Regions from separate parts of the Homo sapiens genome. Here regions 2, 3, 4 and 5 are each linked to region 1. A link is a contact called in ENCODE Hi-C or POLR2A ChIA-PET data. All regions are on one chromosome and are shown on one strand. Each heading gives the region's core, a stretch centred on a gene start or an enhancer-like site at or near the end of the contact. The rest is flanking DNA. Distances are from core to core; before and after follow the strand shown. Region 1 holds the start of AURKAIP1 (aurora kinase A interacting protein 1). Region 2 holds the start of NADK (NAD kinase). Region 3 overlaps SLC35E2B (solute carrier family 35 member E2B). Region 4 holds the start of CDK11B (cyclin dependent kinase 11B). Region 5 holds the start of MMP23B (matrix metallopeptidase 23B).

Region 1 (4,193 bases), core at 642-3,141:
TCTGGCGCTTCCAACAAGTGTTCCTGCCACTCCTGTGGGCGGCAGCCAGTCAGGTCTGGCCCGGGCATTCATCGGGGTGGCCACTGTCTGCAAGCCTCCCGGGCCGGCTCCATGCAGCTCCTGTAGCTGAATGATAATTCCCCAGCCTTGTAGCAGCTGGGTCCTGCTCTAGCTGGGACCTTTCCCTTTTGGCCTGGAGCCTATTGGGTACAGGGACCCCAACAGAGTGGTCTTCCTCACTTCACCTCCCTGAAATTACTTCCTGAGAGGGGGAAGGACACCCTGGTTCATCCTGCTCCTCAAGACTTTCTCAGACTGAAATGTCCACATCCCGTTTCTTCTACCAGTCCCTAACTCAGGGGAGGTACTTATATCTGCACGTCAATGCCTCAGAAGCCTGAAGGCCAAGGTTGCCAGCCCAGGTTATTTCTGGTTCTCTGGTTCTTCTCAACATGCTCACCTGTTCTCTGATGGATTCTTTGCATCTCCCTGGACCCCAGCCGGGTGAAGACAAACACAGGGGCACCAAGGTGAGGGCTGCTCTGGAGGCACCAGTCTGCTCATTTACGGCCAAATCCACTAGGGGAAGCTGTGCAGCAGGGGTGAAGGGCGGGCCCGCAAATAACGTTCGTAAACCTTCCTGCTTGGAGTCCCAAGTAGCCCCTCTGAGGGGTAACGTAGAGTCATCTGGGGACCTCAGTTGTAGAGGTGGGCCTGGAGCCTGAACTTTATGTCCTCACACTGGCCTATCCTACCTGTCACTCACTGCTTAGCCAGGCTGGGCCCGGCAGATGACCTGGCCTTTCCACTTCCTGCTAAGCGTCCCTGGAAGACCCTCCTGCAAGGCAAGTCTCCGAGCAGGCCCAGCAGGCTCTGCTCCACACCCCTCTCCCACCAGGCGCCCCTGCAAGTCCATGCTGGGGTCTCTATATTAGCCAACCTCACGGAGGTCAAAGGGGCCTGTCTGGAGTAGAAAGGTGAAGCTACACGTTGGCAGCGCCTACTCTGGGGAGCATCATTAGGGGCTCAGCCAAACCCAATCCACCAGAGAGGCTGCTTTTAGTTCTCAGACAAAAAGTGTGAGTCTGATTTTTATTTTATTTATTTATTTATTTTTTTGAGACAGGATCTATGTCACCCAGACTGGAGTGCAGTGGTGCGATCTCGGCTCACCGCAACCTCTGCCTCCTGGGCGCAAGCGATTCTCTTGCCTCAGCCTCCCGAGTAGCTGGGATTACAGGCGCCTGCCACCACGCTAGGCTAATTTTTGTAGTTTTAGTAGAGACGGGGTTTCACCATGTTGGCCATGCTGGTCTCGAACTCCTGACCTCAGGTGATCCACCAGCCTCGGCCTCCCAAAGTGCTGGGATTACAGGCCTGAGCCACCGCGCCCAGCCTGCGTCTTATTTTTTTTTTTTTAACCCCAGGAATGAGGAGTCGGGGAGGCCCGGTACCGCAGGCTCAGTGCTTATTCCGGGTCCTTGGTCTCTAGCAAAAACGGGGGAAATAGCTCTAGACGCTTCCGCCTTCCACGTAACTCCACTTCCGTTGCCAGATACGTCACTTCCGTAGTCTTGAGCCCGCACTTCCGTCGGCCCGTTGGGAATCCGGCCCCTGGGTGGTCCGGAAACGATTCTGGACCTGCGGGTATATCCAGGGCCCGCACCCCCTGGGATTGTGGGAAATGTAGTTTTTTGCCTCCGTAAGGGACCAGGCGGAGCTGAGGAACCGCGCGAGGACTGGGACCGTGATTCCACTAACCGGAAACCGTCGCCTTTCGGGCCCGGCGGGGCCTGAGCCAATGCAGAATCGGGGGCCGCGAGGACGCCAGCGGGCGCTGTGCGTAGGAACCGCCGGGTGGCCGCTGCCGATCGGGGCCGACTTGGGGACGGACCGGAAGTGCCCGAGGGCGGCCGCAGAACGGTCAATTTGAGCCGCGTCGAGGTCGGGCTTGGGAAGGGTCAGCGGGAGGCCTGAGGGCGCCGGGCGCTGCGGCAGGCGGGCCCGGGGTCCAGCCGAGAGGGTCCGGGCGCCAGGCAACGCGATTCGCGCGGGGGTGAACCCGGGGAGGGGGCCGGCCTCCCCGTTCTGGGACCTTTCGGTGCGTCCGAGCGCGACACCGCCCGCGTCGGGGGCTTGGGAGCCTCGGGGCGCGAGCTGTGTTGGAAGCAAAGTCCTCCTTGTGGGTTGGGGTGGCGGAGGGAGAAGGGAAGCGAGGGTCGCGGCGGGACCAGACGCCCCAGTCCCGGCCCGCCCGCGACTACTGAAGGCGCTGCCGCCTGACCTGAACGGGCACTTGTGTTCCAGCTCCCCTGGGACCTGTGGCCGCCGCCCACAGACCATGCTCCTGGGGCGCCTGACTTCCCAGCTGTTGAGGGCCGTTCCTTGGGCAGGTAGGAAGCCGCGCGGGGGCGGATGGGAGGATGCACACCTGGTTAGGAGTGCGGGTCTCAGCAGCTCCGCTGGGGCAGGGCCGGTGGCCACACACACACTCTTTCCCCTCTAAGCTTCCGATGCTCACAGAGGGAACCTCAGGGGTTCAGGCCAGGAATGAGGTGCGGGGGATCCTCGCTGGGACGAACCTGCTGCTCCTCAACCCGACGGGCCTGTGTGGTCTCGCGAGCGGTGACCGTGGCGTCTGGTTTTCTGCAGGCGGCCGCCCGCCTTGGCCCGTCTCTGGAGTGCTGGGCAGCCGGGTCTGCGGGCCCCTTTACAGCACATCGCCGGCCGGCCCAGGTAGGGCGGCCTCTCTCCCTCGCAAGGGGGCCCAGCTGGAGCTGGAGGAGATGCTGGTCCCCAGGAAGATGTCCGTCAGCCCCCTGGAGAGCTGGCTCACGGCCCGCTGCTTCCTGCCCAGACTGGATACCGGGACCGCAGGGACTGTGGCTCCACCGCAATCCTACCAGTGTCCGCCCAGCCAGATAGGGGAAGGGGCCGAGCAGGGGGATGAAGGCGTCGCGGATGCGCCTCAAATTCAGTGCAAAAACGTGCTGAAGATCCGCCGGCGGAAGATGAACCACCACAAGTACCGGAAGCTGGTGAAGAAGACGCGGTTCCTGCGGAGGAAGGTCCAGGAGGGACGCCTGAGACGCAAGCAGGTGAGTGGCCCCCTGCTTGGCCCTGGGAGGGCAAAGTGCTGAGAACACGTTTCTTTGCCACGAATTACTTGGCGGTCCCTCTCTCTGCGTCTTGCAGATCAAGTTCGAGAAAGACCTGAGGCGCATCTGGCTGAAGGCGGGGCTAAAGGAAGCCCCCGAAGGCTGGCAGACCCCCAAGATCTACCTGCGGGGCAAATGAGTCTGGCGCCGCCCTTCCCGCCCGTTGCTGCTGTGATCCGTAGTAATAAATTCTCAGAGGACTCAGCCTTTCCTGCGGGTCTGGAGCTCCATTTGCCGGGTGTGAGGTCTCTCAGGATTGAGGCTGCTGCCAGTCCCAGGTGTTGCAGAAGACCCGGGCAGCAGGGTGGCAGATTGGCCGTCCCTCTCTCTAGCTGGCTCTTGGCCGCCGTCCAGAGGGTGCTGGGCCTGTAGGAGCCCCAGCCTCGCTGTGAGCAAATGTGTGCTGTGTGCAGTTCAGGCTAGGTGCTGTGGGATCACTGTGAACAGATCCCACAGCCCCTCCCTGAGCACCACATTCCCTGGGGAGGCCGACCCGGATGGCAGAAGTACAGGGGGACAGGACTGGGGTTTAGGGAGCACCCGGAATGCACGGGGTGATTCAGGTGTATTTCATGAGTGGAGGGTCGGGGAGGGCCTCATTGGGAAGGCAGGAAAGGTTCTGGTACCACTGGCAGTGGTGGATGGTGCCCGCCAGGCTCCGTGGACGTGATCCTCCAGTGGCCCTCCAAGCTTTCCGGCTACAGGGCCAGGGTGTTGGCCTTCCCAGGCATGTCTGCCATCTCCTGGGGCCCTGAGTGGACGTGGGGACTAAGCAGGAAGAGTTGTCCCAGAAGGGGTTCGGGGCTGGGGGGTGGCTGAGGAAAGGGTCTCGTTTACAGGGCCGAAGAATCCCTGAGGCTTAGGTTGAGCCAGAGGCCCCTGGTGTCTCCACGTTCCTCTGGGTGAAGAGGAGGAACGCATTATTCCCCCCCCCTTTTTTTTTGAGGAAGAGTCTCATTCCATCACCCAGGCTGGAGTGCAGTGGTGCGATCTCAGCTCACTGCAGCCTCTCCCTCCCAGGTTCCAGTGACTCTC
Region 2 (4,193 bases), core at 931-3,430, 400 kb before region 1:
TGCTGGCCAGGCCTGGGGTGAGGTGTGGGTGTGAGATCTTGGCCCCTGAATCTTCAAGGTCATATCCGGGGCCTGCCCTGAGAAATTGCACAACCTGTCAGCTGAAGGAAACCACAGCCCTGGTTTTGTTTTCTCATCTCTGAAACAGGGAAGCTCTCCTGCAGGCAGTGCCCAGGCCCAGGGTAGACAAAGGGTTTTCATGCCACAGACGGGGCAGCTGCTGGAGCTCCCTACACAGCGGGACACGCGAAGGGCACCTGCTGTGTGACCTGGGGCCCACGACAGTCACTGGTTGCCTCTGCAGAAGCAGTTGACTGCCTCCACTCTAGAAGATTCTACTGAGGCCTGGCTCAGTGCCTGGCTTGTGGGTGCGCCATCTAGATCAAGCATTATTATGCTAATGATCATATGCAAAAACTCAGCTCACGCATTATTATGTTAATGATCTTATCCGCCCCCTCTCCCCCCGCCAAAGAAAAAGAACTGGGCAGCTCAAGGCCGCTTCTGTGGGTGTGGCTGGTGGTCACTTTGAAACAGTTGGGTTTGCAAAATAACCCCGGGAGAAGTTACAGAGCTTAAGAAATCCCCCAAGTTCTCATGATCCTTGCTTCCCTTTCCAGTCACCCTTGGTGCCCTGTACTTCACTGTGGTCCTGAACTGAAGAGCTGTGTTTTTCAGGAAGACTTGGCCAGGCCGTGTTCCGTGTCTCTGGATTCAAGTCCCAGGAGTCCTGACCAGAGAGCAGGTATGCGGGTGTGGGGAAGGGCTGCAGAGGACTCAGGTCCACACCGACCCTGGGCCAGGTGATCACACAGAAAGTATAGACAGGGACTGAACCTCAGAAAACAATGGCTGGGCCAGGTGCAGTGGCTTACGCCTATAATCCTAGTACTTTGGGAGGCCGAGGCGGGTGAAGTTTGAGACCCAGCCTGGGCAAAATGGTAAAACCTCATCTCTACACACACACACACACACACACACAAATATATATATATATGAATGAAGTAGTCGAGTGTGGCGGGACCTACTTGTAGTCCCAACTACTAGGGAAGCTGAAGTGGAAGGATCGCTTGCACCTGAGAGGTCAAGGCTGCAGTGAGCCGTGAGCCCGCCACTGGACTCCGGCCTGGGGGACGAATGAGACACTATCTCAGAAAAACAAAACAATGTCTGGCACCTGGGGGACCAGCAGGTTAGAGCAGCTGGTCGTGCATTGCCAGTTTACCTGACAGTGACTCGAGAGCTGAGAACTGGGTATAGGGCACATTATTGGGATATTTGAGGCCTGAAGGCGCTGATGAGCAGCCACCAGTTCAGCAAGTGCGGGCTGGGTGGGACCCGCAGTTCCAACAAACACTACAAAGTCCGCTCCTGTGGCTTTGGCCTCCTCCCCCAACTCCCCGAGTCCTCCAGCCTGTGGGGTGCGCAAAACACGGCTCCCTGGTCCCCCTAGAGGTGCCCCAGGCCACCGGGTCCTCCCTCCACTGCCAGCCTTGGGATCCCAAGCGTAGACCTCTGAGGACGTTCGTGGGCGTGCAAGGCGCACCTGGCCGCTAGAGGTGGGCGTGAGGCCGATCGCGGTTCCCCCAGGCGCAGGGCCGCCCTCCCAGCCCCGACGGACAGCCCCGAGGGAGCGCAGCGCTGCCGCAGCTGCTCTAAGTTTCGGTTCCCAAATCCGGCTCGGCCCACACCGTGTCACAGCCCGGTAATTAGGGAAGCGGCGGCGGGCGGGGCCAGCTCTCGCGGGGCACCTGCACTCCCCTGAGCCGGCCCACGTGGTCCGGGAGGTCCCGCCCGCGGTGGCGGTGAGTTGGGGGCGGGACGCCGGGCTGGGATCACAATGTCGGGGGCGCCTAGGCGTAGACGTGGCGGGCGGACCCGGGGGCGCCCTCCGGACGCGGCAGGTGAGTGGGGACGGGAGCCGGGGGCCGCCCTCCTCGGGGCGCCGACCCCCGCCTACCCGAGTCGCGGACGCCCGCCCCTGTCCCCGCTGCCCGCCTCCACTCCCTGGTCACTGCTCTCCACCGCGATTCGCCCCTCTTCCCCACCGCCCGCCTCTTTCCCGCCACGCCCGCCGCCTCCCGCCCGCGCGGGGTGTCCCGGCGCCGGTGGGACCCGGCAGACGCGCGGGACGCCCCACGTGCGCGGCAGCGCGCATGCGTGGCGGGTGCGCCTGCGCAGTGGGCGGGCGCGGCGCATTGCTGCTCGGCGGCGCCGGCGCCGGGGTCCGGGCGGCCATGGGGCAACAGGCGGCCAGGGCGCCAAGGGCCAGGTAGCGACGGCTGGCGGCGGCGCGGCGGCGGGGCCTGCGGGCTCGGTCCGGCATGTAGACGCCCCCGCAGGCGCCCGCGGCAGCGAACGGTGAGTGAGCAGACCCGGCCTGCCGTCCGCCTGGGGTCGCCCGCTGCCTGGGGTCATCGCTGCCCGCGAGCGCGCGGCCAGGCGGGGAGACACCAGGCCGGCCCTGCCCATCTGGCCTGCTGAGGAGGCCGTGGAAGTGCTGACGGGCCACCGCTCCGTCCCGAATGGGGCACCAGCACGGCCCAGGGCGAGGCTCGGCCTTGGGGACGGGTCTGAGGGAGGCCGCTGTCCGGCCTGGCTCTCCCGGGCGGGGAAGGTGGGGCCGTCCAGCCCGGACCGCGCTTGTCAGTCGCCTCTGCTTGGGCGGCCAGGTCCTCGGTGTCCGGCCTTCCGTGGGTGGTTTCAGCAAGCAGGAGGGGTCTTTGACTCGTGAAAGCTTAGAGGGGCCCAAACCTAGTGGGAAAGTATGAATAAAAGATTCTATACAGCAGTATTGGCATGGAATTCTCTAAAAACACATCTCTGATTTAGTGCCCAGTACTTGCCAGAAAATTCCAATAGTCTATGGTGATGTTCCTACAGGCGGCTGCCATCCAGTAGGTCAGATGTCAGCACCGGCCTTGAGCTCTAGGTCGTCGTTTTTTTTCTTAATTGTGGGAACAGGGCGTGCCCAGCTCCGAAGGCCTGGTGGAGTTTTCCTTCCCAGGCCAAGGACCACCCCCACCCTCCCATCCCTCCTCCCCAAGCAATGAGATTCCTTTTGGCTTCGATTCCGAGTAACAAGTTATTTTTCCTTTCTTGTTTTGGAACACACTAAGTTTTACATTCAAAAGTTCATTATTCTTGGCTCTTGATGGGAATACATTTCAAAACTCTTCTCTTCTTGTGTTCCATGTCTCTCTGACAGCCTTAGTTGGCCTGAAACTGACATGTTTGCCTTAATAAGTTTTTTTTTCCTCCTGATGTCATCTTGTCTAAGAAGCTAGTTACTTTAACACCTTGTTAGATAATTCCCTTCAAGTACTTATTCCCCTGAACATTGTCCTCTCAAGCCTCTGGAAATTTCCTGTCCCCTTGGAACTTCTCTGTAAGGCCTGTTTGCTCTCAGCAGTGACTTCACTGGGACTTTTGCAGCCACTTTATGGTGTTAGCACGCTGATTCCAAGCTACTTGAGGAATCACAGGTGCCACCGCAGTACCCAACAAAATAGCTTCATCATTTGGAGGTGTCCTCTCGAGATGTTTCTGTGTGTATATGTGTGTGTATGTTAGAAACAGGGCCTCACTCTGTCCTCCAGGCGTGTTTATGGTGGCATGATTATAGCTCACTGTAACCTCAAATTCCTGGGCTCAATTGATCCTCCCACCTCAGCCTCCTGAGTAGCTGGGATTACAGGCCTGCACCACCACACCTAGCTGATTTATAAAATTTTTTGTAGAGATAGAGTCTCACTGTGTTGTCCAGGCTAGTCTCAACCTCCTGGCCTCAAGAGATCCTCCTGCCTCCACTTCCCAAAGTGCTGATCTTACAGACGTAAGCCACTTTGACCAGTCTTTTTTTTTTTTTTTTTTTTTTAAGACAGAGTCTAGCTCTGTTGCCCAGGCTGGAGTGCAGTGGCACAATCTCGGCTCACTGCAACCTCCACCTCCCGGGTTCAAGTGATTTTCCTGCCTCAGCCTCCTGAGTAGCTGGGATTACAGGCGCCCACCACCACGCTCAGCTAATTTTTGTATTTTTAGTAGAGACGGGTTTCACTGTGTTGGCCAGGCTTGTCTCGAACTCCTGACCTCGTGATCAGCCCACCTTGGCCTCCCAAAGTGCTGGGATTACAGGTGTGAGCCACCACAGCTTGCCTCACTTGGACCAGTCTTTTTGTTTGTTTGTTTCATTT
Region 3 (4,193 bases), core at 15-2,514, 300 kb before region 1:
CCGGCTACATTAAAAAAAAATTTTTTTTTTTTGAGACGGAGTTTCACTCTTGTTGCCCAGGCTGGAGTACAACGGTGTGATCTCGGCTCACCGCAACCTCCGCCTCCCGGGTTCAAGCGATTCTCCTGCCTCAGCCTCCTGAGTAGCTGGGATTACAGGCATCCACTACGCCCGGCTAATTTTGTATTTTTAGTAGAGACGGGGTTTCTCCACGTTGGTCAGGCTGGTCTTGAACTCCTGACCTCATGATCCACCCTCCTCGGCCTCCCAAAGTGCTGGGATTACAGGTGTGAGCCATCGCGCCCAGCATTTTTTTTTTTTTTTTTTTTGACGGGAGTCTCGCTCTGTTGCTCAGGCTGGGGTGCAATGGCGCGATCTCAGCTCACTGCAAGCTCTGCCTTCCAGGTTCAAGTGATTCTCCTGCCTCAGCCTCCCGAGTAGCTGGGATTACAGGTGCCAGCCACCACACCCGGCTGATTTTTTTTTTGTACTTTTAGTAGAGACGGGGTTTTGCTGTGTTTGCCAGGCTGGTCATGAACTCCTGAGCTCAGGTGATCCGCCCACCTTGGCCTCCCAAAGTGCTGGGATTCCAGGTGTGAGCCACGGCGCCTGGCCCAGAACCTTAAGTTCTTGATGTACAGAGAACGGCAGCGTCAGTGAAGTGTGATTTCTGTTTTTTTGTTTCCACTAATTGTGAGCAAACATTAGGGTGGGGACTGGGCTGCTTGTGTGGGTCCCACAGGCTTCTTGGAGCACAGTGTCAGCAGAGAAGGGGAATGGGGGTCCTCATTGCGGGGAGCAGTTTTGCCTGGGATGCTGTGAGTTTCTCAGAGGGAAGCTAAGTGGACAGACTGTTCTGGCAAGAGGGAGATGCTTGCCTTTTGAATTCCAGGTTTGCCTCGACGTCAGGTGGGACGTGACTGGCGTCGTCTGCACACGCCCGAGCCCACGTGCTGTTCCTTGCTCCTGGAGGGGTTTCTTGAGCGTGGCCTCCTTGCCATGTAAATGAATTTGGTTTTAGAAACTCGCTGGTGGTGGCAGAGCCTGTGTAGCGGGTGCTGTGACAGCGTCCCCAGCCAGGGGGCAGCCTTCGAGGTGGGAGGGAGAGGTCAAGGGCCGTGAGGCCTAGTGAGGTGGGGAGTGAGATCCACGCCTGCCATGAGCTCCACCCCTGCCTTGCGGAGCCCTGTCGCGAGTGCTCTGTCCTTTTGCTCTGCCGCACCCTTTGTTGTTGGATTTTCACCTCAGGAAAGCCAGGTAGCTGCTCCACCCCCAGCCAGGGCCCATCAGTCCGGGAAACTGGCACAAAGTCTCCTAGCTCCCTGGCTCAGGGCCCAGCCAGTCCTAGCTCCAGGGAGGCTGCAGCCCATGGAGGTTTAGCTCCCAGCTTGTTGTCACCCCAGGCTAAGCAGTGGGACTGTGCTGCTGAACAGGAAGAAGGGAATGGTGTCTTTGTGGAGATCTGGCACTGTCAGTGGCCCGAGGAGTGGATGAGTCCTTTGTTATTCCGAGGCTGTGGGAACTGGTGGAGGGGTCGGCCTTCTCCTCACTGAGGCCTGGGGTGCCCTTGGAGGCAGCTGTCCTGGTGCACCGAGGGGTCAGGGCACACATGGGTGGCCTGGGAGCGTCTGGGTGGCACTGAGCTGGCGGTGTGATGGGCAGACGGGGAGACCTGGGTGCACAGACACACACAGCAGGGGGAGGGGAGGAGAGAGAGGAAGGCTGCAGAGGCCCTGGCATTGCCGCCACTGGGGAGAGGGCAGAAGCGCCTGTTCCCGGGTATGGGGAGGCCAAGTTTCAGGCACCTCTGAGCACTGCTGGGCAGGTGAGCTGGGGGAGAGGCCGGCCTGAGCACCCAGGCGAGGTCTTCATGGGGGAGGGGGTGGCGTGCGTCCCTCAGTGTGAACACAGAATATTTATGTATACATATGGCACGCACGCAAGTGCATAAACATAAACACAGAAGGAGGTCACGAATGAGGTGGGAACCCCAGTTTCCCGGGGGAGAAGTGAGACGAGGAGGGGTACTGGGTCGGGCAGCACGGCCGGCACCACACGCTCCCAGAGCGCCTTGGTGAGACAGGATGGGCGCCCCTTCAGATGCACAGCCTCCCCCGAAGCAGGAAGAGAAACCCAGGTGTGAGAAACAGGAAATCGGGCTGCCTGAGCGCTGGGATTGAGACCTGGGGGAGGTGGGGTCTCGGTGCTGCGGAGTCACAGTGGCGTCTGTGCAAAGCCCCAGCTGGGGGGATGATTCCCACTGGACCTCAGGAGGAAACGGCTGTTCTGACCTTCCTGGAGCTCGTGGGAAGGGAGGGGGTGTCTCGCCCCGAAGCCACAGTCGCCTGAGCGTGAAGCGGGTGTAAGTGTGGTTTTATACCACGGAGTCTGTCTAGAAAGTAGCATGGAACTTTAGGAGGCCGAGGTGGGCGGTTCACGAGGTCAGGAGATCGAGACCATCCTGGCTAACACGGTGAAAACCCGTCTCTACTAAAAAAAAAAAAATTACAAAAAATTAGCCGGACGTGGTGGCGGACGCCTGTCGTCCCAGCTACTCGGGAGCCTGAGGCAGGAGAATGGCGAGAACCCGGGAGGCGGAGCTTGCAGTGAGCCCAGATCACGCCTCTGCACTTCAGCCTGGGCGACAGAGCAATACTCCGTCTCAAAAAAAAAAAAAAAAAGGAAAAAGAAAGTAGCATGGAATTAGTCCTGGGCACCCGACAGCGGCAGCCACAAAGCCCATCGAGAAGGTGCAGCTGCCAGGCAGGGCGTGAAGGACCCACAGCCCCAGGTCTGCCAGGACGACAGTCAAGTGTGCCAGGAGACCGTCTCTCAAGAGCAAGGATCCGCCAACACGCGCAGAGAAAAACGGGATTCAATTGCTAAAAATCTTTGGACAGTGAACGATTGCATTTTCTTTTTTTCTTTTCTTGAGACAGAGTCTCACTCTGTCACTGAGGCTGGAGTGCAGTGGTATCATGTCGGCTCACTGCAACCTCCGTCTCCTGGGTTCAAGCAATTCTTCTGCCTCAGCCTCCCGAGTAGCTGGGATTACAGGCGCCGGCCACCATGCCCTGCTAGTTTTTATATTTTTAGTAGAGACGGGGTTTCGTCATGTTGGCCAGGGTGGTCTCGAACTCCTGACCTAAGGTGATCCACCTGCCTCGGCCTCCCAAAGTGCTGGGATTACAGGTGTGAGCCACCGTGCCCGGCCCAATTGCATTTTCAAAGTGATTTTAAATTGGTGGTTGAAACCTTTGAGGACATTAAATGTTCAAAACGGGTGATGTGTTTCCTTTTCTTAATATTTTAGCGTCTGCTTCTGCGCTTTGCCTGGGAGAGGCCCTGGTGGCCTCGTTCCTGGCGCCCGGAGTCCCTGCTGCGGCCCCACCCCCGGGCGGTCACGGTGACCCATGCTGCCCAGCCTGGAGGTAAAATCGTTCGTGGCTGTGGCTTCAGCATGTCGTCCTCGGTGAAAACCCCAGCACTGGAAGAGCTGGTTCCTGGCTCCGAAGAGAAGCCGAAAGGCAGGTCGCCTCTCAGCTGGGGCTCTCTGTTTGGTCACCGAAGTGAGAAGATTGTTTTTGCCAAGAGCGACGGCGGCACAGATGAGAACGTACTGACCGTCACCATCACGGAGACCACGGTCATCGAGTCAGACTTGGGTGTGTGGAGCTCGCGGGCGCTGCTCTACCTCACGCTGTGGTTCTTCTTCAGCTTCTGCACGCTCTTCCTCAACAAGTACATCCTGTCCCTGCTGGGAGGCGAGCCCAGCATGCTAGGTAGGCGGCGGCTCGGGCAGGGTGGAAGCCGGCCACCTGCCACCCCACAGGGAGCAGCCAGCAACCACCCGGGAGGGCCGGGGGAGCCCAGGTCAGGATGGGAGGCCGGGGGTGGAGCCCACTGCAGGCATGGGAGGGGTGATTCTCCCTCTTGTCTTCGGCCCCCTCCCTCCCGCAGGTGCGGTGCAGATGCTGTCCACCACGGTTATCGGGTGTGTGAAAACCCTCGTTCCTTGCTGTTTGTATCAGCACAAGGCCCGGCTTTCCTACCCACCCAACTTCCTTATGACGATGCTGTTTGTGGGTCTGATGAGGTAAAGAATCTCCTGGTTTTGGTTGAGTGTCTCTTTTTCTTTAAATGTAAAGTCCCTCTCGTTACTAGAGCGGGGACTCTGCTGGCTGGTGAGTTTT
Region 4 (4,193 bases), core at 1,694-4,193, 280 kb before region 1:
CATTTCCCTTCCATCTGAAAGTGGCATTCAGCTGACTTGCTCATTTAGACTGTTCACGGAGTCTGAATCTGCCAACGTGGTGTTGGAGGCTCCACCTTGAAAAGGGCCACAGTCAGGGCAACTTTCCCCATACAGGAAAACTTGAAAATTACATCAACAGTCTACGTCACAGCCAAATTATATTTCCTTTATACCAAACAAAACTATGGAGAACTAAAAGTACATCACACAAAACGTTTATAGTGTTTTGCATGTGACCTATTTCAGTATTTATATAACTAGATTAGTGCTTTCTAGCAAACGGTTCTGTTAATTAGCGAGTCACTGTTGATTCTGCTGTGGTGGTAAGTTGATACCGTGTAACTAATCCCGTGGATGCCTCCTCGTTATTTTTGTCCAAACGAAGCAGCCGTGGTAGTAGCTGTCTATGATTCTTGCTCAGCAAAGTAAAATAAATGTTAAATATGGACTGCTTTGTTTTCTTCCTTGTGGAACTCTGGTGTTCATGCTACTTTGTTCACCGGTGGGGCTGGCTGTTGCTAGCAAAGAGGCTCTTCACAGAAGTGGCTGAACCCAAAGTTCTGGTTGGGAAAGGCCTTTGTGGCAGCTCCTATCAAGCGCAAGTGCGAGGCCACCCCCTCCTCGTGGGCTCTGGGGTCGATTTTGTTAGGGTTTGACATGAGTGGCTGCATTTGGGTACTCACAGATTTCACAAAGGAAGGGTAAACTGGAGATTTTTGGCCGGGCACGGTGGCTCATGACTATAATTTCAGCACTGTGGGAGGCTGGTGGGCAGATACTTTAGGTCAGGAGTTCAAGACCAGCCTGGCCAACATGGCAAAATCCTGTCGCTACTAAAAATACAAAAGTTAGCCAGGTGTGGTGGCGCACGCCTATAATCCCAGCTACTCGGGAGGCTGAGGCAGGAGAATCACTTGTACCCAGGAGGCGGAGGCTGCAGTTACCCAAAATTGTGCCACTGCACTCCAGCCTGGGTGACACAGCGAGACTTTTTCTCAAAACAGAAAAAAACGTGCTGTGGCTCACGCCTGTAATCCCAACCCTTTGGGAGGCCAAGGCAGGCAGATCACAAGGTCATGAGATCAAGACCATCCTGGCTAATACAGTGAAACCCCATCTCAACTAAAAACACAAAAAAATTAGCCGGGCGTAGTGGTGGACGCCTGTAGTCCCAGCTACTCGGGAGGCTGAGGCTCGCAGGATAATGGCGTTGAACCCGGGAGGTGGGGCTTGCAGTGAGCCGAGATTGCGCCACTGCACTCCAGCCTGGGCGACAGAGCAAGACTCCGTCTCAAAAAAAAATAAAAATAAAAAAATAGGGAGATTTCCCCAGTTACCAAGAACTCAGGAAGCAACATTAAGAGCTTGGGGGAGGCCAGGCGCGGTGGCTCACGCCTGTAATCCCAGCACTTTGGGAGGCAGAGGCAGGCTGATCACGAGGTCAGGAGATTGAGACCATCCTGGCTAACACGGTAAAACCCCGTCTCTACCCAAAATAAAAAAAAAATTAGCCGGGCATGGTGGCAGGCGCCTGTAGTCACAGGTACTCAGGAGCCTAATGCGGGCGAATGGAGTGGAGGCGGGAGAATGGCGTGAACCCGGGTGGCGGAGCTTCCAGTGACCCGAGATCGCGCCACTGCACTCCAGCCTGGGCAACAGAGCGAGACTCCGTCTCAAAAAAATAAAAATAAAAAAAGAGCTTGGGTACACAAAGCAAGCAGCATTTCATTCCGGGATGAAAAAAATTCCGATACCCATCGCCCTTCTTGGGCCCTTGTCAGTTTCTTGCCACATCTTTCATTTTCCCATTTCAGGCCCAGTAAATGCGGATGTTTATCTTCCATTGTTTGTTTCCTGAGATTCAGATGTCTAAAGCATTTTTCTGTGACTTTTCAAGTCAAGAGGAAAACCTGACATATGGAAAGGGAATTAATTGCTCGTTTTATCCTCTTCTCCTGCAATGCTCTGAATCCATGGGTTTGGAGTGGGGCCCTGGGAGTTGGGGGAAGCACCATACCCAGTGAGTCTGCACTTTGAGGACCCACTGCCAGTGTCAGCTTCAAAATCACATTGTAAAAGGCCGGGCGCGGTGGCTCACGCCTGTAATCCCAGCACTTTAGGAGGACGAAGCGGGCGGATCACTTGAGGTCAGGAGTTCGAGACCAGCCTGGCCAATATGGCGAAACCTCGTCTCTACCAAAAATATAAAAATTAGCCGGGCGTGGTGGCGCGGGCCTGTGGTTCCAGCTACTCGGGAGGCTGAGGCAGGAAAATTCCTTGAACCCGGGAGGAGGCTGCAGTGAGCCAAGACCACGCCACTGCACTCCAACCTGGGCGGCAGAGCAAGGCTCCGACTCAAAAGTAAATACATGAATAAATAAAATAAAATCACATCGTAAGAGCTCTCCCTGCCCTGTTTCTGAGTAAGGTTCAGAGTTAAATTCCGAGATCGGCCTTTACAAGACACACAGACCTGAGGCGCCTCACGAGGTAACCAGCAGGTAAATGGAGCGCGCTCCACCCACCCGCCACTAGGGGTCCCAGCGGTCAAGGGGGTGGAATGCGGGCGTCCATCGCGAAGGCATTCTGCTCGCAAGCCTTGGCACAGGCGCGGGCTTCGCTACCGGAAAAGTCCCGGTAGGATTCCGGAAGCCGGCCACGCGTTCCGCGCAGGCGCAAACTGCTCCAAAAGTGGGCGTCGCTCCTCCGGAGTCCCGATTCCTGCGTCACAGCCCGCGCCGAAGTCGGAAGTGCGCTCACCGGGCTGTTTCTTCTGGCGTCCTGGACCTGAGCAAGCGCTGTTTTATGCGTTATCATCCCGCGCAGACACAGGAAGTGCCGCACAGAGCGAGCCCCTGTCGTTGTCTCGAGTTCTGGGCCGGAGGTCGGCTATTATATCATCATTACGCGCCAATACAGGAAGTGACGATACTTTTGGCGCGCGCCGGTTGCTGTTTCTTCTCTGGCTCCGGGACCGGCGGCGGCGGCGGCGGCAGCGGCGGCGGCGTAGGGGTGAGTTCCGACTGGGCGGACCAGGTGTGGGAGCGCGAGGAGAACTGCGCACCGAGGTCTTTCTTCCGAGCAGGCCTCGGAGCGGGGCGGACCCGGGCCCGGGGGCGAGCGACACCCTCGCTTCCGCGGACAGTCTCATCCCGCACGGAACTTTGGGTGGTGGAGGCGGCGGGTCCAAACGCTGTCTGGAGCCAACGTCTGCCAGGCTGAACCTCAAGTGTGCGGGACTGAACCCGAGGAAATAGCCCAGTGCCCGGGTCAGGTGGCCTTGTTCGCGAGCACATCTCGGAGCATCTCCCCGGTCTCAAGGTGCAGCTGTCCAGTGTGCTAGTGGCTTCACGTAGTCCAAGCGGTCTTTCTAGCAGATTCTGACAGTAAAAGCAGTGTTTGATGAGTGGCAGGTCCTGAGTTAAGAGCCTTTAAACGGATGATCTTTAATCCGCGATCGATACTATCACGTAGGTGTTGTTATTCTGGTTGTACGGAAGACTAAACTGAGGTGAATTACGTTACCCAAGACCATACAAGAATGACAGAAACGAGACTTGATTTCAAGCGGTCATTTTTCAGAACCCATCACTCTTTTTTGTCGCCCATGCTGCAGCGCAGTGGCTGTTCACAAGCGCACTTCAGCCTGGAACTCCTGGGCTCAATCGGTCTCCCATCTCAGCTTGCAGAGTATATGGGACTACAGGCGCTCGCCACCTTGCCTGGCTTACAACTTATCATTCTTGTTTTTTTTTCTTTTTTTTTTGAGACGGGGTCTTGCTGGAGTGCAGTGACGCGACCTCGGCTCACCGGAACCTCCGCCTTTCGGATTCAAGCGATTCTGCTGCCTCGGCCTCCCGAGTAGCTGGGATTACAGGCACCCGCCACCACGCCCAGCTAAGTTTTGTATTTTTAGTGGAGACAGGGTTTTCGCCGTGTTGGCCAGGCTGGTCTTGACCTCCTGACCTTGTGATCCACCCGCCTCAGCCTAGAGCTTACTTTTTTTTTTTTTTTTTTTTTTTTAACCAAGTCTTACTTTGTTATCTAGGCTGGAGTGCAGTGGCGCAGTCTTGGCTCATTGCAGCCTTGACCTCTCTGATTCAAGTGATCCTCCTGCCTCTAGCAGCCTCCTTCCTGTAGCTAGGAATACAGGCACGCGCCACCACACTGGG
Region 5 (4,193 bases), core at 885-3,384, 260 kb before region 1:
GGATCTTCTGGCCGCAGCGGAAGGTCACGTTCCTGCCCTCGGGCACCAGCCTGGTTTTGGTCCTGGGGGGCGGTGGGGTGGTGGCCACCGTGGGGAAGGGGAATTCTGCTCCGGGTGGGGGAAAGAGCCCCGTCAGTGCCCCCTCAGCCCCGACCATGGCCAAGGCCCAGCTCCCACGCAGCCCTGTCCCGGCCCCGTGGGCATCACCGTAGCAGAAGTCGCAGCTGCTGGGGCAGAGCCTCTTCATGAGCCGCCGGCGAGCGTCGCAGAAGCCCCTCCGCGCCCAGGACGCGCACACGAACAGCCTGTCGAGGCATCCTATCGGGAGCGTGGGGAGCACGGCCTGGCTCAGGACCGCCCGGTCCCCGCCCTCCCGCCCGACAAAGGGACTCACCGTAGAGCCGGTGCAGCCCCCACAGCTCGTCCTGGGACAACGCCTTCCAGCCGCGCAGCGTGGCGTTCAGGTGCATGAGCGCCCGGCCGTGTTGTGAGTGCATCAGGCCCAGCGCGTGGCCGATCTCGTGGGCCGCCACGTGCACCAGGTCCGTGAGCCACACGCCTGCGGGCCCCGGGGGTCAGCGCCTGGGAGCCCCGGGCCCAGCCCCGCCGCCCGTGGGCCAGCTCCCCGAGGCCCGGTGTATCTGCTGGAGCGCAGCCGCGGAGCCGCCCTCGGCCGCAGCCACGGAAAGATAAGAATGTTCTGGGCCCAGGCGGTGAGCTCGGCCCCCAGGAATGCAGCTCCAGCTCCCGCTCCAGAGGCGCAGGGGGATGGGAAAGGGAGTTCAGGGCTGCCGGGATGGGGGCTCCCACGGGCTCCCCTCCTTGCCTGCTAGACTCCAGTGGCAGCCACCACCCCGGAAGGTCCCTCCTGCCGTCTGCCCCAAAGCCCGACCGCGGCAGCCCACTGTGCTGCAGAGGAGAGGCCTCCAGGAGGCCAGCCTGGACGGTCACCTTTCTTCCAGCTGTAGCGCGTGGGGCCCAGGACCCAGTACTCGCTGTCGTCGAAGTGGATGCCGCCGTGCGGGGGGAAGAAGGCGTGGGCCAGCTCCCCCGTGGGGCCGTCGAAGCAGTGGTGCAGCGCGGAGACCAGGCAGTCCGTGTGGTTGATCGGGTAGAAGCCTGGGGGGAGCACGGGGCTGAGAGGCCGGGCGCGCAGGGCCGGGCCGGGGCGGGGGCGGGCGCCCACCTATCCGGAGGTCGCTGGGCTGCTCGGGGGCCACCTCGCGGAAGCTGAAGGGGGACACGTCGCTCCACATGCGGAAGGCGGCAGCTAGGGCCCGCCGCGTCTCCCGCGGGCTCAGCAGGTTCCGCGGGAAGGAGAGGATCCTGCAGGGAGAGTGAGCTCAGCGGGCGCCGGCCGCGCCCCCTCCCCCGGGGCCCAGCCAGGGCGCACCTGTAGGTGAGGTTGAAGTGGTCCCAGCGCAGCCTGGCTGGAGTCAGCGTGTAGCGGCGTCTGCGGGGGGCCAGTGGGCCCGGGACCCGGGTGGGGGGGACCGCCGAGAGGCCCAGCGCAGCGACGTCTCCCTTCAGGGAAGAAAGCGTGCGTGGGAGGCATCGGTGACGGTCCCCAGGACCAAAAACTGCCGCGGAAAATGGACTGGAAGGAAACGGGGGTGGGGGTGCCCAGGGCTGGGAGCGGGCGTGGCGGGTCCTGTCTGCCTGTGGTTTCGGGTCTCCTAACCTGAGCGCCCTGTTGCACGTCCCTGGGAACGCGGCCCAGTGGAGGGGAAGGGGCTGAACAGCAGGGCGAGGCCTCCCACCCCTCCCAACAACTGGACACAGGGGCGTCCAACCCTCCGACCTCGGGACGCACATCCGGACCCTCAAACACCCCGCACACCCCGCACACGTCCTGCGGGCCCCCCGATAGACCAGACCCACAGACGTGAGGACCCCCCCAACCCGGCACCTGGCCTCCCCCCCGCCGCTCACCTGCGCTGCGCTCCAGGCCGGCACCGCCGGGGCCCCCAGCCGGGCCAGCAGCACCAGCGCGGGGAGGAGGCACAGGGCGACCAGCGCGGCTCCAAGCCAGCGGCGCTCGACGCCTGCCCCCGGGGCCTCCGAGGGGACACGGGCCCCGCGGCCCATGGCAGACTTGCTGTGGGGCTCAGGGCTGCATGGGGCAGCAAGGCGCGGGGGCCCGGGCCGCAGAGCCTCCGGGGAGGATCCGGAGGGGAGGCAGTGGCTCGGCGGCTCGGGTTACAGCCCGGTGTGGTGGGGGGGAGGGAGACGGGGCGGGAGAGGGGGCAAGGCTGCCCCTGAAGGGAACCAGCTGGCCCGTCCGTTGGCCGAGCTGCCTGCTGTCTCCAGCCGGGGGCATGGGGACCCGCGTCCCGTGGGCCAGGGGCAGAGGCCTGGGCATGGCCTGCTGGGCGGGGTCCTCGGAGGGGGGAGCGAAGAGGGCCCCAGGCAGCCCGGGAAGGGCAGCGCCAGGGCTCCCGCTTAGGAAAGGGTAGCAGTGGGGGTCCCCAAGCCCCCACTGCTGGGCAGTGAGTGATCTGGTGGCTTTTTTCCCAAATGGAATCCTCAAAAAACCCCTGAGCCCCACATGAGCGGAGTCTCCATCCTGGCCCAGGCAGCTGAGCTGGGCCGCAGGAGACGCGTCGCTCGCCTGACAGTGTCCCCGAGAGCTGGGAGGGGATGGCCGGATGGGGACGTGGCAGTGAGTATGGGGCGGTGGAGGGGGAGGCGGGGAGGGGGTGCGTGGGTAGGCAAGGGCCGCGGAGGGTGCCAGGTTGCGGGGCGGAGGGAGGGAACTTGCCAGGGTCTCCCGGGGAGCCGGGAAGGGGCGGGCCCTGGCTGCGGGAAGCCCCGTGGAGGGTAGCGCGTGAGGTGGAGGGTGTGTGGCTCCTAAATCCCCGGCTAGGCCCCAGCAAAGGGGAGAGGGAGACGGGAGGGACGGGAAACGGAGCTAAGCGCCGGGCCTGGAGGTCTGGACCGGTCCTGATTGGGGGCGGGGGCGGGGAGCTCGGAGACCCAAAGGTTCGACGGGGCGGCCGGCGTCCAGGCGCGAGCGGCTCTGGGCTGGGACCGAGACCGGGCACCGGCGTCCCGCGGGGCGGGGGTGGGGGATTGGGCAGAGGAGCAGGAGATTCCGAGCCAGACCGGCCTGTGTCTGTCTCGTCCCTCCCCGTTTTCCGCGCCGGCGTCGGGCCCAGGGTGACGGCAGCCCGGCCAACGGGGTCAGCGCCAAGCAGCTGGCGGCGGCCGCGGGCGGTTCTTGGAAAGCGCGAGAGGCTGGGCCTGGCCGCCGTATTTGCTCCGACACCGCCCCCCGCCCCCCCAGCTCGTCACCCCGCCTGCGTGCGCCCGGCCCCCAGACCCTGCCTGGGACGCCCCCCAACTAACTCCCTGCTGGGACGGGACCCCACAGCCCTGGGGAGTGTCGGGCCCCTTGGATCAGAGCGCGAGTCCCCGCGGCCGCCCCCAGGACGGAAGAGCGAGGGGGGCCCGGGGGCAGACACAGGAGTCCCCGCCCCGTCGGACCCGGGCCTGGGGGGCGGGAGGCGGCCGTGCCCGCGCCTGGAGGGTGTCCTGGCCCGAAGGCCGCAGTCCGGGCGGGAGTCTGGACCCGAGAGCCTGGGGCGGGCGGGGCGGACCCAGGGAAGGGCCCCCCCCCCCTCGCCCCCAGGCTCGCCCGCGTGTCCCGAGGGGAGGACCCCAGAGGCGCCCGGTCCCCCAGGCAGACAGCAGAGGCAACGTCCGAGAATCTTTCTTTTTATAAAACACAGGGCGGGGGCACGCGAAGGCAGCTCGGGCGCGGCGGACGGCGCGGCTCACACGAAGATCTGGATGCGGTCGCGGATGGGCTGGCGGCAGATGGGGCAGGCGCTGAGCGCGGAGCCGCAGGGGGCGCATGCGCCGTGGCCGCACTGGAACACGAGGCGGATGTGGCTGTCGATGCAGATGGGGCAGGTGATGCGTTCCTCCATCTGCCGGTAGCGGCTCTGCAGCTCCTCCACCAGCTGGCGCGGCGGGCCGGGGGCGGGGGCGGCGCTCGCCACCTCAGAGCCGTCTGCGGGGTGGGGGACGGGTGTGAGCTGGGAGGCCGGGTGGGGGAATGCGGGGAGCAGGGAGCTGCGGGGGGGCGAGGCTGGGGGCGGGGTGTCACCTGGGACGGGTTGTGACCTGCAAGGGGGGCTGGCGGGGTGGGTGATTTGGAGGCAGAGGTGGGGCCCGGGTGCGGGCAGGAG

Evidence for each region. Hi-C counts contacts between places; a loop is a spot of excess contacts on that map. ChIA-PET counts read pairs that join two places held with the same protein, here RNA polymerase II (POLR2A). Pooled maps may share reads with other maps.
Region 2: a pooled map shows a loop between it and region 1 (19-fold over the local background). The contact joins the promoter of NADK here to the promoter of AURKAIP1 in region 1. A Hi-C loop is called at or near these places in 1 of 37 single-sample maps with no recorded cell type and 6 of 50 pooled maps. POLR2A ChIA-PET finds 5 or more read pairs at or near these places in 2 of 52 experiments (GM12878 and naive thymus-derived CD8-positive, alpha-beta T cell).
Region 3: a map with no recorded cell type shows a loop between it and region 1 (8-fold over the local background). The contact joins the enhancer-like site here to the promoter of AURKAIP1 in region 1. A Hi-C loop is called at or near these places in 3 of 37 single-sample maps with no recorded cell type and 2 of 50 pooled maps. POLR2A ChIA-PET finds 5 or more read pairs at or near these places in 2 of 52 experiments (activated CD8-positive, alpha-beta T cell and naive thymus-derived CD4-positive, alpha-beta T cell).
Region 4: a loop to region 1 is called in a map with no recorded cell type, with 26 times the contacts of the local background. The contact joins the promoter of CDK11B here to the promoter of AURKAIP1 in region 1. A Hi-C loop is called at or near these places in 6 of 37 single-sample maps with no recorded cell type and 11 of 50 pooled maps. POLR2A ChIA-PET finds 5 or more read pairs at or near these places in 1 of 52 experiments (H1).
Region 5: a loop to region 1 is called in a pooled map, with 5 times the contacts of the local background. The contact joins the promoter of MMP23B here to the promoter of AURKAIP1 in region 1. A Hi-C loop is called at or near these places in 4 of 50 pooled maps. POLR2A ChIA-PET finds 5 or more read pairs at or near these places in 5 of 52 experiments (B cell, CD4-positive, alpha-beta T cell, CD4-positive, alpha-beta memory T cell and 2 more).

The regions. Positions count from the first base shown.
Region 1 is chr1:1,372,905-1,377,097 of GRCh38, reverse strand. AURKAIP1 (aurora kinase A interacting protein 1) reads left to right here and starts at 1,891. Exons shown (of 4, transcript NM_017900.3): 1 at 1,891-1,944; 2 at 2,308-2,393; 3 at 2,653-3,098; 4 at 3,196-3,362. The coding sequence starts at 2,342. The coding sequence ends at 3,297. RefSeq lists silencers at 1,901-2,080, 2,101-2,150 and an enhancer at 1,200-2,105.
Region 2 is chr1:1,776,457-1,780,649 of GRCh38, reverse strand. NADK (NAD kinase) reads left to right here and starts at 2,180. Exons shown (of 12, transcript NM_023018.5): 1 at 2,180-2,361. RefSeq lists enhancers at 1-74, 85-154, 165-224, 235-404 and a silencer at 1,465-2,664.
Region 3 is chr1:1,675,967-1,680,159 of GRCh38, reverse strand. SLC35E2B (solute carrier family 35 member E2B) reads left to right here. Exons shown (of 10, transcript NM_001290264.2): 3 at 3,314-3,782; 4 at 3,961-4,096. The coding sequence starts at 3,461. Among named protein-coding and RNA genes, the nearest start is that of SLC35E2B, 15 kb to the left of the region's middle. RefSeq lists an enhancer at 2,106-2,155. Within about 2 kb of position 1,264, at least 15 of the 41 ENCODE cell types and tissues checked have a DNase peak (open chromatin) inside an H3K27ac peak, as active enhancers do.
Region 4 is chr1:1,657,754-1,661,946 of GRCh38, reverse strand. It overlaps CDK11B (cyclin dependent kinase 11B), which reads left to right and starts at 2,943. Exons shown (of 20, transcript NM_033486.3): 1 at 2,943-3,033. SLC35E2B (solute carrier family 35 member E2B) reads left to right here. Exons shown (of 10, transcript NM_001290264.2): 10 at 1-469. RefSeq lists enhancers at 2,557-2,836, 2,857-2,946, 2,378-3,100.
Region 5 is chr1:1,630,114-1,634,306 of GRCh38, reverse strand. MMP23B (matrix metallopeptidase 23B) reads right to left here and starts at 2,134. Exons shown (of 8, transcript NM_006983.2): 1 at 1,933-2,134; 2 at 1,394-1,524; 3 at 1,187-1,326; 4 at 952-1,119; 5 at 395-559; 6 at 208-318; 7 at 1-105. The coding sequence starts at 2,088. LOC124903821 (a long non-coding RNA gene) reads left to right here and starts at 2,521. Exons shown (of 3, transcript XR_007065352.1): 1 at 2,521-2,662; 2 at 3,732-4,193. MIB2 (MIB E3 ubiquitin protein ligase 2) reads right to left here. Exons shown (of 20, transcript NM_001170687.4): 20 at 3,702-4,015. The coding sequence ends at 3,777. RefSeq lists enhancers at 616-1,427, 3,528-4,091 and silencers at 3,581-3,730, 3,831-4,080.